2 separate regions of the Mus musculus genome follow, and region 2 is linked to region 1. The links are chromatin loops, found by intact Hi-C in ENCODE. Cell type or tissue: gastrocnemius. All regions are shown on one strand. Each heading gives the region's core, and the rest is flanking DNA. Links, peaks and the distances in the headings are about the cores only. Region 1 overlaps Lcorl (ligand dependent nuclear receptor corepressor-like). Region 2 overlaps Qdpr (quinoid dihydropteridine reductase).

The links. Peaks named below come from ENCODE experiments on the same cell type or tissue, not always from the same donor. Only the 100,000 strongest peaks of a DNase experiment are listed, where the experiment ranks them.
Region 2: it touches region 1 in a loop (4-fold over the local background); 2 of 42 quality-filtered maps call a loop at or near these places.

The regions. Positions count from the first base shown.
Region 1 is chr5:45,854,389-45,857,300 of GRCm38, reverse strand. All of the region lies in intron 1 of Lcorl (ligand dependent nuclear receptor corepressor-like), which reads left to right. Among named protein-coding and RNA genes, the nearest start is that of Lcorl, 1.7 kb to the left of the region's middle. In gastrocnemius, for the core only: a CTCF peak has its summit at 1,201; DNase peaks (open chromatin) are centred at 254, 572 and 1,146; H3K4me3 peaks cover 1,536 bases; H3K27ac peaks cover 948 bases.
Region 2 is chr5:45,438,078-45,440,989 of GRCm38, reverse strand. It overlaps Qdpr (quinoid dihydropteridine reductase), which reads left to right. Exons shown (of 7, transcript NM_024236.2): 5 at 1,597-1,705. Among named protein-coding and RNA genes, the nearest start is that of Qdpr, 11 kb to the left of the region's middle. In gastrocnemius, for the core only: no CTCF peak of the experiment used is centred there; DNase peaks (open chromatin) are centred at 1,459, 1,645 and 2,469; H3K27ac peaks cover 1,114 bases.

The sequences.
Region 1 (2,912 bases), core at 229-2,728:
GCCGGAGGAGTTTGTGGCTGAGGGGTGTAGTTGGAGCTCCGGTTCGGGTCAGTTCAATGGGGAGCGATGGGAGCGGCGGCGGCGGCGGCGCGGCGGCCCCGGCGGCGCCTTTTGTCTCGGGGCTCCCTGCCCGGCGCGGTCCGCGCCCCGCCGCCCGCCTGCCCGGCTCCGAGCTCCCGGGGAACTGTTAGTTCGGACCCACTCTCCGAGCACCCCGCGGAAGCAGCCCGCCCGCTCGTGCTGCCCCGAAACTCCTCGGCGCCCGTCGCCACCCGCCGGTGCCCCTGTCACCGCGGCTCTCCACCGGGGCGGAGGGGACCCTGGAGCGGCGAGCCGGTCCGCGCCCCCGGCCGGGCGCTCACACACCCCCTTCTTGCGGCCCTGGGGCTGGCGGCGAAGACGCTGCCTAGTTCCTGGGACGCGGGACCAGGGGTTGCGGGGCGCTCGCGGGGCGGGGGGCGGGGGGCGGGAGAGGGTCGAGGGGCGATGGGGGCGGCGCCTGAGGGGCGGGGGGCGGCCGCCTCTGCCCTCTTGCGAGTGGCCTCGGATCTGTGTGTACCCCTTTAAGAAGGAGCCGCTCGAGCTGACGGTTGGGATTTGAAGTTCTTCCTCCCTCTTTGGAAGTCTGGACGGATGGGGGGTGTTGCTATGGCGACGGCACCCTCCCCACGCCCCCCCCCCCTTTCCTTGAGGACGCCCCGACGACTCCGGTCCTCTTTTCGCTGTCATGTGATGGACTCGCGTAGCCCTCCCCGCCTCCCATTCCTGTTCAAATGCAGTTCAGTTTTCCGTTTCGGTGGGGTCTGATCGGTTTTGCTTCAAACTTGCGCGCTCCCGGCTGTCATTCAGTGGGCTGCTCCGGGTAGCGGGAAGTACTGGGACTCCCTTACCTTGTTGCGGTCGCTGCTTTTCCTCACTCAGAGTGCGACGTGTGCCCACAGCTGTTACCCAGCAGGTTGGTTCAGTGCAACAGAGGGGCTGCGAGCGGAGGGTGTGCTTCGGCAGGGGTTACGGGGTAGCTTTTGAGGGGAGGAGGTGGGAGTGGAGGCTGGTCGGTGTTAGGAGTGGGTGGTTGCGTCGGTTTTCTTTTCTGACGAGTAGGTGTCAGCCTTTGGAGTTGAGTGTAGTAAGCTCAGTTCCTTGGGAAGACAACTCTCTCCTAACCGTGTTTTCATCTGTTCTTGCGCCACCTCGCGCCCTGTCCCCCTTCCCCATCCCTCGCAGATTTGCTTGGGTAGAGCCCTAAGGTCTGTCTTGTTTTCACTAATCATAGTAGATGAAACCAGATGCAACTCCAGTTCAGTAATGTGCCATACAGAATTATATATATATATATAAGCAGAAGGGAGGGCACTCTGATTTAGGAGCATTTCGGCGATGTTTAAGCAGTTTGCTCTTAAGAGCAGTGTGTCACCTCTCTAAAATGTATTTTGGTTTTATCTGTGGCAAAGTTATATGGAAGCGGGGGTGTGGTGTGGGAAAAAAAAAACAACCCATACTAAATGTGTGTCCGTACTTGTATTTCATGAATGCAAAGTGGATTCGTTTTGACAGTTACTTCTGTTTAGATCTGTTCCGTTAAAAACCCGCCTAGAAATAGTCGCGTTCCTTCTTGTGGTGTCCCAACAAATAGCACTGACAGCATTGTAGTACCGGCTCACAGCACTGTTAGGCATCCAGTGATTTGAAGATGAGCATGCTTAAGTTGTGCTTTACAGTATTTGACTATTTGTTTTTCTCATGTTGTGTCACTAAATACATTTAGTATGACTTTGAATAAAAGAAATGTACTTTTGAAAGTAAAATTTTGATTAAGTGAAACAAATTAATTTGATCTAATGGGAAACGAGGTTAATTTTTTTAATATTTAGTATTCTGTAATCTGTATTGCACTTTCATTGTTATACACAGTTATATTGTACCATACATGAAAATGTTTCCTGAGAAACAGCCATATTTGAGAACTTGTTTCACAGTTTTTGTCTTAGAGACCTGCTGAGATCCATCTTGTATATTGTTTTTGTCATTGCTAGTTTTAAGTAACAAAACCCTTCTAAATAGAATATACATCTGTTGGTTGTGGGAGTGGTCTCATTTAGTAGTGGTGTGAATTGGTGATAAAAGTCATTATTTTAAGCTGCTTTGCTATGATACATACTTTGCAGAAAAACTTCCTGTTCCTTATATGTATGTGTGTGACTTATGTGTAGATGTATAAATATATACATTTCTATATTGAATAGTCAGTGCTCTTATTGATTGAAATACCTTTTTATATAAAACATTCTGGCTATTGAGAAGGAAAATGATTTAAGTCTTGGTTTTCAGCAAGAGTTCAAAATCATAAACATATTCAGGTTATATAGCCAACTGGTATTATGTCGCAAATGAAGTTTCTTGAAACCTTGCGTCTTCACTTAACTAGTTAAAAAATAGGATTATCTTTTTGTGAATGTATATTGTCTGAAAATTTTGGGAAGGAAGTTATCTACACTGTCAGTGAATCATTATAGTGATTGACAAGAGAAAATGTTTGCAGCCATCTAGAAATATTTCCTTTATAAATATGGGACCTATGTCTTTGCCTTAGATTTACTCCGCTGATTCATTTCTGGTTTTGTTTTTTTTTTTTTTTTTTTTTTTTTTCCATTTTTTATTAGGTATTTCGCTCATTTACATTTGCAATGCTATACCAAAAGTCCCCCATAGCCACCCACCCCCTCTCCCCTACCCACCCACTCCCCTTTTATGGCCCTGACGTTCCCCTGTACTGGGGCATATAAAGTTTGCGTGTCCAATGGGCCTCTCTTTCCAGTGATGGCCGACTAGGCCATCTTTTGATGCATATGCAGCTAGAGTCAAGAGCTCCGGGGTACTGGTTAGTTCATAATGTTGTTCCACCTATAGTGTTG
Region 2 (2,912 bases), core at 214-2,713, 420 kb after region 1:
TGGAAGATATGAAAGTGACTGTCTCTTGATTACAGTTGAGATAAACCTGAGTGATTTTAGGTGGCTTTTCTGAGACCACCTGGCTGGGAAGTGAGGAGTGAGCTGGCAGATGGCAGATTGATCTGGTTCATATATTGACTGTTGGCAGGGTGTTGAGGGCCTGCCACAGCAACAGGGAGCAGGGAACCTGTGCTGCTAAATTACTTTCTAAGCAAATACCTTGGATGAGTCAAGGGGAGAAATGGGGGAAAAAGAGAGAATAGAGAAGGTTCTGTCCCTGGAAATGTTGTATGGAGGAGCTGATGTGACCAAGGGATGAGTAGAACTTAGGGAGAAAGTGGATGGCAATGTCTTATTTTTATTAGTGTAATTTTTTTAGCTTGTTTTCACCAGCATATATAGGAAATTTCACATGGGGCTGAAAGACCTACACTTAGTCGGGAAGCTGGCGCCTGCTCAAGTGCCTGATCCCTACAGCACTCCCCAGGTACAGTTAGTCACAGACTTCAGGCACTCAGAAGCATTCTATATGTGTTCTTATGTGCAGACAACCACACTCTCTTTCTAGTCACACATTTTTATATTAAAAGCATTTTTTATGTTTTGGAGTGGAGTTCATCCTCTGTATCTTGGGATGGACTTGAACTCATACTCCAATTGCTGGGATGGGAGGTATGTGCCACCATGGCTATCATGTTCGTATAAATAAAAATGTATTGAGGGCTGGGGAGATGGGCTCTGTGGGAAAAGGCATTTTCCACCAAGCCTGATGACCTGAATCTGATCCGTAGGACTCTCATGGTAGAAGGAAAAAAACAACGTCTACAAGCTGTCCTCTGATTTCCATACATGTGGTATGATGTGTGTACATGTGCATAGTCACACACACACACACACACGCACACGCACACGCACATGCACACGCACACACACACACACACACACACACACACACGATAAATAAATAAATAAATAAATAAAGTAGTTTAAAAAATATATTGAATGCCTTTTTCTGAAGTTGGGCATGGTAGCTCATGCCAGTAATTCATAGGCAGAGGTAGGATAGCTGCAAGTTTGAAGCCAAGTGTATTCTACATAGCTGGTTCTTATCTAGCCAGAACTACATAATATACCTGTCTTAAAAAAAGAAACAGAGCCGGGCATGGTGGCTCATGCCTTTAATCCCAGCACTTAGGAGGCAGAGGCAGGCGAATTTCTGAGTTTGAGGCCAGCCTGGTCTACAAAGTGAGTTCCAGGACAGCGAGGGCTATACAGAGAAACCCTGCCTCAAAAAACAAACAAACAAACAAACAAACAAACAAACCAAAAAACACCTAGGATTCTTTTTACTCCTCCGTGTCATCTGAAGAAGGGGAATAGCTTGTGGCACCATGCCCTTTAAAAACCTGCACTTTTGGAAACCGGCCAGAGGCCTACCTTCCCATCACCTTGCTCTGTTTGCTGTTACTCTGGCAGGGCTGGTGGAGGTACCATGCTAAAGGACACAGCTGTGGCTAGAGTTCTAAGGGAACAGAGAGGTTGAGGAGCTATAGCATCGGACATTGACGTAACCAGCTGTTTTCTCCTCTTTCCCAGGGATGATCGGCTATGGCATGGCCAAGGGAGCCGTCCATCAGCTCTGCCAGAGCCTGGCAGGGAAGAACAGTGGCATGCCCCCTGGGGCTGCTGCCATTGCTGTGCTCCCGTAAGTGACTGGGACGGGAGTCCCATTGCTTACATCTTGTCCACTGCTGAGTGCTGACAGTTTGAGAGGCTCTTTCTATCAGAGCTTTGAGTGTGTGACACTGAAGACCCTTAAGCTCCTGTCTGTATTCTTGCTACTGTACAAAACACCCTAGATTGGGTATTTTATAAGCCACAGCCTCGTACTCATTACAGTTGTATAGGCTGGAAAGTCCAAGGACAGGGTACCAGCAGGGTTGGTGTCTGGTGAGAGCCTATTCCTAGATGATACCTCTCTACTGTCATATGGTAGGAGGTCAAAGGGGCTCTCTCAGGCCCTTCTTTCAGTGCCCCGTCCATCGATGGGGCCACACCCTGACCTAATTATCTCTTAAAGGCCTTACTCTTGTTACCCTGCAGGCTTGGTTTCAACCTAAGAGTCTGACCTGGGAGGCACATTCAGCCAGTAGCAGTATCTCAGACATTCATCTGTTTTGAGGACGGATCTATCTTTTTTCATTTTTTGTGCCTTCTTTTCAAGCCCACTCTTACTTTTCAAGTCTCTCCACACTTTATTCTTCTTTATATAGTTGTGTTTTCACATTGCTGTAAGGTCAGCGTGTGTGTAGAGCCAGGCATGTGCAGCAGCCTGGGCAGTTCTGTAGGAGACTGTGGGGATGCACAGGGACATTTCTGATTGACAGGAAGCAAATCCCCAGTCAGCTGTCTGTCTCAGGTCGAGGCTGCTGCCTTGGGCATGGCGTGTCCTTTCTCAGTGGAAGAATTCTAGTGCCAACTGGCTTGCCTCTTGCGTTCTGTGCTGTAAGGGCTCCCGGGGCAGCACCGGGACTGGCTAGCTTTCCAGTTCTTCACTTGTGAGGTTTTGATGGCTGAGCTGCCCGCTGGTTGTTCTGACTGATGGCCGAATGTGTTGAGCCAGTTCTGTATTCTCTTCCTGAATATCATAAAATTTCCTGGAAGGCAGCCATATGCTTAAAAATGACATTTTACCATTTTGATGTTTTGAGGAATATTATTTCACATAAATCTTTAGAGAGTATTGGAGGCCTTAATGAGGCACTTGCCTTTGATAAGGCTGTGTTTGACATAAAGGTAAAATGTGACTCACCTTGTTTTCTTTCTGTCTGCCCCAAGTATAAGTCACCAAGAGCCTTATTGGATTCCCCTCAGCTGTGATTTTTGTTAATGTGGACAGCTTGCTGGTCTCT